Regions from separate parts of the Mus musculus genome. Here region 2 is linked to region 1. The links are chromatin loops, found by intact Hi-C in ENCODE. Cell type or tissue: heart. All regions are shown on one strand. Region 1 overlaps Nav2 (neuron navigator 2). Region 2 overlaps Nav2 (neuron navigator 2).

Region 1 (4,000 bases):
CCTGGACCAAGGGAGGTGCTAAAGTCTATAGTCTCTGGAAAGATCATTGAAGGAGAAAGGCCATCTTTGCGGCAAGTGGTCATCGTGCTGGGACGAGCCATTTCAGAGTTGTGGCAGCTTGGAGGTTACCAGTTCTCCCTAAGAAATAAATTCATCAGTTCCCCAAGTTAGACCTTGGTACAATCATCCGTTTGTAGCTGGTCCTTTATAAAGTTTAAAACATTTGTCTCTCTAGGGAAAGAGGTCCCACAACATGTATTAGAATTGGCTAGGTTTTATTTGTAGATTCTCTCTCTCTCTCTCTCTTTTTAGATTGATTGATTGATTTAATGTATATGAGTGCTGTATTTGCATGTATGCCTGCATGACAGAAGAGGGCGTCAGACCCCATTAGAGATGATTGTGAGCCACTAGGTGGTAGCTGAGAATTGAACTCAGAACCTCTGGAAGAGCAGCCATTGTTCTTAACCACTGAGCCATTTCACCGGCTCCCTATTTGTAGAATCTTGACAGTAAAAATGGTGGCTGGCTTTTAATTAACCTAGTTAAAATTTCAATGATGGCGAGGCCATAGTTAGCTCTACTTCCACGTGTGTGATAGCAGGACTCTGTGCTTCCCTCTTGGCTGCTTTACAAGGGAGCCAGGCTCTTGAGAACTCTGCCCACTCAATAGCCCTCTTTGCCTTAAATGGCCCATCCAAAGATGCCTATTGGGTGGCAAACTCCCCATACGTTTTCTCCATAAAGTGAAAAAGCTGTGACGGGCTAGGAGAGGCCTCACTTGTGTTCAGAGCTGCAGCGTCTCAAAGCCGTCTGGACAAACTATTAGTTCCTTGTCCCCTGGCCTATTCAGGTCTGTGCATGTTTTGACGCTCTTTTTAGCTTTTCTTTCACAGTTTTCTCAGTAGACTGGACCGTTGCAAGCTAGCTGAATGCCTAGCCAGCACAATGCACTGAATATTAATGGTTCTGGCAGCTCCCTTGCCAGTGCCTGCAGGAAAGTGACTGGGGTACCCAAGCATAGGTCCCAGCAGTTGCCTCTGACCCTGAAGTGGGCTCTGCCCAGATTCCTGAAGTTGCCTGTGTGCTTTCTTTGTAGATCTACACGGATTGGGCCAATCATTACCTCGCTAAATCCGGCCACAAACGCCTCATCAAGGACCTCCAGCAAGATGTGACCGATGGCGTGCTCCTGGCCCAGATCATCCAGGTTGTAGGTAAGCCCATCTTTCCCTCTGGGAGCTAGCTAGTGAGGTACAGCAGAGGCAGCCCAGGGAATGCGAACCCTGACGTCTCTACCAGACATGTCGCCCATCCTCTTGACTTCCTTTTGATTCTGATTGTGAGGAGCCCAGCAGTTTAGAACTGTTTCCATTAAAACTCAGCAGGGCTGTGGGTGTAGAATGCTCAACTAGAATGCAAGCCCCAGGTTCCGTCCCCAGTACTGTATAAACCCAGTATGATGATTCACAATCTGGAGGCAGGATCAGCCAGTCAAGGCCATTCTCGGCTACATAGTAAGTTTAAGGCCAGCCCATGCTCTCAAAAGAAGAAAAGTCATGGCAGAGCTGCCTTAGCCATCCCAGGGCCAGAGCGGGAAACTGGGGCTTTGAGATGGACTCTCTACCTGTGTCCTGCCTCCTGCCTGACTCTCTTTCCTTAACTCGCATAGTTCTTTTTAGAAGACTTTGGGCATGCTTCAAAAAGGAAAAGAGAACACAGGGCTGTTTAATCCTGCCAACTCTGACAGGGGCTGAGGAAATCAAAGGCTCCAGAGATGGTCTCTGGTGGTTTCTGGTTTTAATACCAGGGCAAAAGAGCTTGAGCCATTGGGATATTTGCGCCTTAGACCTGAGCTGGGAGGGGTGGGTGGACCAGTGGGTGGATCCTGGCCATTTCACTGTCTCTGGTATGCAGCCCTGTCTGAGAGTCAGAGCTGTGGAGATCTGTTGGTGTACATTATCCAGTTGATGGTTGCCATTGTCAACTGTAGCAGCCCGCTAATGCCAGAGAAGAAGGTCCAGGACAAGGACCGGGCCCCAGCTCCTCCACTTATTGTGCAAAAGCCGCTTTCCTTTCAGCCAGGAGAAGTGAGTGGATTTCAGAGGTTAAGCCGTGCTAGTGTTCTGCAGGGAGACCCACAGAAACGCAAGCAGTGGGGCCTAGGCTGAAAGTGGGGATTGCGGCTGACAGAGAAAGAAGGTTCCCCTCTACCTTGCCATTGATTTCTGAGACTGATTTCTTCTTTCCCCTTCTTCCATGACTGCTTTGCTCCTGCCACAAAGGCAGCCATTTAAAACATGCTTTTATTATCTCACAGCTTCCACACATCACCTAGGTCAGGCCCTGATCATGTTCGAGGCCCGCATCCTCATGTAGGGTCTCGCTGGGAAAGGGTTGGCGTTCATGCTTGCTTCGGTTACTGGTGGAACTCATGTCCTCGTCACTGGGGGACTCTGCGTGCTGAGTCTTGCTGGCAACCAGCTGGAGATGACCCTCACCTCTGAGCAGCTGCTCTTAGAGCTTCTTGCCGTATAGGAATCCTGACCCTTCAGCACCAGCTCAGGAGCAGTCGTCCCAGTGAGACGAACTCTCTTACGTAATGTCGGAGTTGCAGGTTCTGCCCACCCTTGGGGAGAGGACTGTACTAGGCGTAGGTACCACCACGTACCTCATGGGAGGACACCTAAACGGAGTTGTGCTACTTCTCCTTCAATCCCGCCCCCCCCCCTTCCTTCTGCTCTTCATCACTGCACACGCCACAGTCTTTGAGAAGCTTTGCTCATTTAGATTCCTCTGCCCCTAGGAAGTGGGTAGTAGATTTCCCATTTTGCCAATGGGGAAAGGGAGGCTCCATGAGGCCCAGGAGCCTATGTGAGACTTCTTACCTTGGCGCACCTCTGTGGCTCGCTGGGGATGGAGAGAGGGCTGGGCTAGGCTCACAGCCTTGGAGGCTATGCTTCCACCTTGCCTTCATCTTTGTTGAAGTTCTGACCTGTGCCTGATCTGAGCTTTGAGGTCCTGTCAGCAGGCTTGTGGCTGGCCCTGAGCCTCCTTGAAGCATATCTAGGGGTGTGATTCTGCTGGGAGCCCGCCCCCCCCCCCCCCAGTTTCATCTATCAGTAAGAGAGAAAATGGAAAAGGATAATACTGAGGAGTCTTTCTCTGCCTTGCTCCATGCCTCACAGGCTCCTTCCTCACTCTGCTTCTGTTACCTCTATTTCCCACTCCCCTCTCCCCTGTGTGTGTATGCTTGTTAGCATTGGGTGTGTACAACAGTGCATGGGGTGAGTGTATGTGTATATGTACATATACATGTGTGGAGGCCAGAGGTTGATATGGGGTACCTTCCTTAATTACCCTCCACCTTTGTTTACTCTATTTGAAGATTTTATGTTATTAGTTTTACTTATGTGTGTGTGTATGCATATTTATACATGTGAATGCGGTGCTCCCTGAGGCCAGAAGAGGGCACTGGAATTGTAAGCCAGCTGAAATGGGGCTGGGAACCAAACTCAGGAACCTTTTCTGCAAGAGCAGCAAGTATTCTCAACCACAGAACCATCTCTGTTGCCTCACCCATCTCTATTTTTTGAGACAGGGCCATCTCATTGATCCCTGGCCAATGAGCTTCCACCTGTCTGCTCTCCCGTTCTGGTGTCACAGGCGTGCACTGCTGTGCCTGCTTTTTATGTGGGTTCAGCAGATCTGAGCTCAGGTCCTTATATTGGCACGGCACGTACTTTCCTGACTGAGCCATCTCCCCAGCTGTTTTTCTGACTTGAAAGTGGGTCAGCTAACCGTGTTTTTCTTTATGGGTGCTTCGTGAAAGGAAAGTTGGAGATCAAATAAGAAATATGTGAGTTTGATGTGCTCCGGGATAGCACTCGGTAGCAGCTGTCTAGAGCAGTAGGCAAAGGAAGATGATGTCGAGTGTCAGGGCTGATTCATCATGCCCACCACAGACTCAGAAGAGGCTCATGGTAGGATGTGTGCTGTC
Region 2 (4,000 bases), 65 kb before region 1:
GGCTACCTGAAGTCCTGCACAGTTAAGACACATGGTGAGCTGTTGGGCAGGCTTAGCTTCTTCCTCCAGCCACCTTTGAGGAACTAGCGTTAAGAGTTCATGGTTTCTAAGACTCTGGCACGTGGTCTTCCCGGCTTTTTAGAACAGATGGAGAGCTGAGAATGGCCTTGCTCCTGAGACAGAGGAGACTGAGCCACCTCGAGGCCAGGGCTTGCCCCAGGTCACAGGGCTAGGATAGGTGGTATTGCAAGGCCAGAGGATGAATCTTGACCCTCTGATGGAGTTTCTCTATGAGCGTCAATCATTAAAGACCATGATGGCAAAGCCACCAGACAGGGTGGCAGTTCTTACTTGTCCCAAACCGTGCAGCTGACCACATTTGTGGTCTGGGTTGTTTATGTATGGACCCTTGGTCTATGTGATGACAGTGGTGTGTGCTGAACAGAGTCAGAACTTCAGGGGCTAAGAGGAAGGCCCTGCAGCCAGATGAATTAGGAACACAGGAGGGCTCTCTTTGTAGCTGTGTGACTCTGAGAAAGGCACTCAACTTTTTTGAATATTTGTTTATTTTAATCTTATGTGTATGACTGTTGGCCTGTATGTATGTAACTTGGAGCATATGCGTGCCTAGTACCTGTGGAGGACAGAAGAGAGCACCAGAGCCTCCAAAACTGGGGTTACAGGTGGCACCCACAGGAGCCACCACATGTGTGCTTGGGATCTGAACTCGGGTCCTCTGGAAAAACAGCCAGTACTCTTAACCACCAGGCCATCCTCCAGCCTTCAATTGATTTTTTTTTTCAAAAATTTTTAAATTAATTAATGAATGAATGTACTGTGTACATGGTAGCAAGTGCATTTACTCCCTGAGCCATCTTGTTGGCCCATGTTTAACTGTTGATAGCTGCTTTCTCTCCCTGCAGAACATTTTTGTGGAGATGGAGTCTGAGTACTTAGCCCTGGCTAGCATGGAACTTTTGTAGACAAGGCTGGCCCTTGTCTCCTAAGTGCTAGCATTAAAGGTATACACCACCATACTCAACCCATAAAATGTAATTTTTTCATTCTTAAAAATGTTGGGTAGCATTCCTTTGTCAAGATGGCAGGTGGGGATAGGAGAACTCCCCAGAGACCCACAGGCCAGCTAGCCTGGCAAACCCAGCAGCAAACAAAAGACCCTATATAAAGCAAGGTGGAAGACCTCTATCCAGCACCCAAGGTTGCTCTCTGACCTCCATATGCTGCTCCAAATGTGCATACACATCCACATAGCATGCACACATGAAAACATTTTAAAAAAAAAGAAAGAAAAAGAAAAAAGAATAGTTGCCAGGGTAGCTGACCTGACAAGGCCTTGGCAAACACAAAAGTGGGCTGTGGTGAGTTCTTGGTGTTCATGTTCACTGGAACATGACCAGGAGGAAGTTGTGGGGAGGGACAGGCTGCAGTGAAGGCTGAGCTGACTCTGGGGAGCTATTCTCTAGCTCTGATGTGGGAACTGAGGACTGCCTAAAAAGGCCCAGGCCAAGCCAGCAGTGCTAACAATGACCAGCCCCATTTCAGGGGCCGATGGGCAAGCGAAAGGCAGGCAGCAGCTGCACCCGAGAGGTAGCCTTTGCTGAACAACAGACTTGGTTCTGGGATTTCCAGGGTGGGTCATCTCTCTTGATTTCCATACAGGAAGTCCCCCTGTCTGAGACCATGTCTCTTTCTTCTTGTTTATCTTCAGCTTGTGTCCTGAGGCTCAGACCCAGGTGCCAGCTCTATCTGTAGCACCCTCTCCTGGGCTGGGGAAGAAAAAAAACCCTAAGAGCAGGTTGTGTACACTTGTGTGTGTGTGTGTGTGTGTGTGTGTGTGTGTGTGTGTGTGTGTGTGTGTGTGTGTGTATGCATGTGTGGGTGCCCGAGTGTGTGTATGAGTATGCATGTGCATGTGTCTGCATGTGTGCATGCATATGTGTGTTGTCTACCTCCTGGAAGGAAAGGGTGCTGGAGAGAAATGTAACTAGCTTACCTACCGACTGCTTCGTCCCAGGGGAGGCTTCCCACACCTCCACCAGGCACTCGTTTCTACTTCCTCTCCACTGTGAGTGCTTAGCTGCTCAGCCACAAACTCTTTGGGCGAGAAGTCCGTGCATTCCCTACAGCCAAGGCTCACAGGGCTATGCTGGGCTGGGCTTGTCCCCCAACAGTTTCCAGGAAGCGTTGACCATAAGCATCCCTCTGGAAGAGAGGCTGCTTCTTAAACCTCCAATCCTCATCCCTGAGAACCAGATCTGGCCAAGAGTGAAAAGGCAGATCTGTAGTGAATACCTAATCAACAGCCACCCCATCCTCTCCCCTTTTAAACCGTAGCCACAGAAAACAGAGCCCAGCAACCCAACACAACTCCAGAGGACTCCAAGACGGCAATTCCTTTCCAAGCAATAATTCTGAAAATTGTTCGGAACAAGCCATGCTTGGGCTGCTGTCAGTTGTAAATTGGCAACCCTACATGCTTCAGCGAGAGCTTCCCAGGCTTCTGGGCCCACACTGCCATGTCAGGGCTCATAGTTCTTCCTTCAGCCAGTTACCTTTGCCCTACATGAACCTCTGGTTCACTTGAGTGGGCAGAGAAAGCTAAACTAAGTCCTTAAGCCACTTCCCGAAGGTCATCAGCCCTGACCTTTAGCTAGGTCGGAGCTAGGAGTTTCACTCCTGGCCAGTGGGGGGAGGGAGGCCTGGCCACACAGGGGCCCTTCAAAGTGGGGTCAGAGGTCACCCTGAGATTGCACAACTTCAAGCCTTATCTGCTTCCTTGAAGTGATGGCGGGGGAGGGTCGTGAAGGAGCCTTGAGGCCTGAGGTGTGGAATTGAGCAAATAAATACCAGGGGTACCTAGCAACTCTGAGATTGGCTGAGAAGTATGCTGCCCTGCTCTGGGGAGATCTGTCAGCCTCCAATAAGCCAAAACAGAGCCCCTACACCAGAGCTATCAAGTGAGTCTTCAGTCAATCATTCCGTCATCCCCAGACTCTTCTCAAAACACAGACTGTGCTCAAAACAGCAGTAGGTCCGGAGAGACATAAGACACAGGCTTACTCTCCAGCCTTGCTTTCTAGCCCCTGTGAAATGCCTGGGTTCTGGGTGCCCAGCACATGGTGAGGCTGCAGACCTCATGGTTGTGTGGATTTGATGCATCCTACCTGGCCACCCTGGATGCTATCTGGCCCAGCACTTCCAGCCTCCCTGTACTTGAGTTTATCTCTAGTACCTTTTTATGATACCATGAAAGGACTCCTATACAAGGGGTCCAGATTCCTCCAGAAAATTAGGAAATAAAATGGGGTGATCTTTAAGTGTCCTTCAGCCTCTCCACTCTGGACTCTCTGGTTCTGTCTAACCTCGCTAATGGCAAGTCGGGCACTTGAGTGTACACTTGGGTAAGATAGAGAATTTGTTCAGAGGGACTGTATCACCCAGAGGTGATGGTGTCAACACTGTCTACATTGGCAGGTAGAGGAATTAGTGAGGACCACAGAGGAGGGATGGGCAGTTCCAATGGGAAGAAGGACCTGAAAGAACTCCACCAACAGAGTTAACTTTGTCCTAGATCTGAAAAGTCACAGCTATACCATTTGGCAGGGCAGTGACTGTCAGGAACAGCCATGCACAGGATGAGGGAACAGCCTGGGCACTTTCATGGATGCATGAGAACACGCAGCCTAGTTCAGAAGAGAAAGCAGTCCAGGGCTTCAAAATGGGGGGGGGGGGGGTGGAATATACTGTCCTCTTAGAAATTCTGTCACTGCCTAACTTCCTGCCACTGCAAGAGAAGAGGGTCTGGATGGTGTGGCGAGCAGGAAGTGACTCCAGCAGCCCTGTTGGGGAAGAGGGTAGGTGGTGGCATTTAATGTGTGGGCAGGAGAGGTTTTGCATTGACTTCATCTCAGGAGACAGGCAGGGAGCTGAAGGACTGTCCCTTGCTGGCCCAGCATTTGCTAGGGAGGTGTCATTTATT

The links. A loop is a pair of places that touch in the nucleus more often than their neighbours do. Peaks named below come from ENCODE experiments on the same cell type or tissue, not always from the same donor. Only the 100,000 strongest peaks of a DNase experiment are listed, where the experiment ranks them.
Region 2: a loop joins it to region 1, with 2.1 times the contacts of the local background. A loop is called at or near these places in 1 of 42 quality-filtered maps.

The regions. Positions count from the first base shown.
Region 1 is chr7:49,360,999-49,364,998 of GRCm38, forward strand. Nav2 (neuron navigator 2) reads left to right here. Exons shown (of 39, transcript NM_175272.3): 2 at 1,100-1,217. Among named protein-coding and RNA genes, the nearest start is that of Gm51448, 12 kb to the left of the region's middle. In heart, no CTCF peak of the experiment used is centred here; no DNase peak of the experiment used is centred here.
Region 2 is chr7:49,295,901-49,299,900 of GRCm38, forward strand. All of the region lies in intron 1 of Nav2 (neuron navigator 2), which reads left to right. Among named protein-coding and RNA genes, the nearest start is that of Nav2, 52 kb to the left of the region's middle. In heart, no CTCF peak of the experiment used is centred here; no DNase peak of the experiment used is centred here; H3K27ac peaks cover 1,563 bases.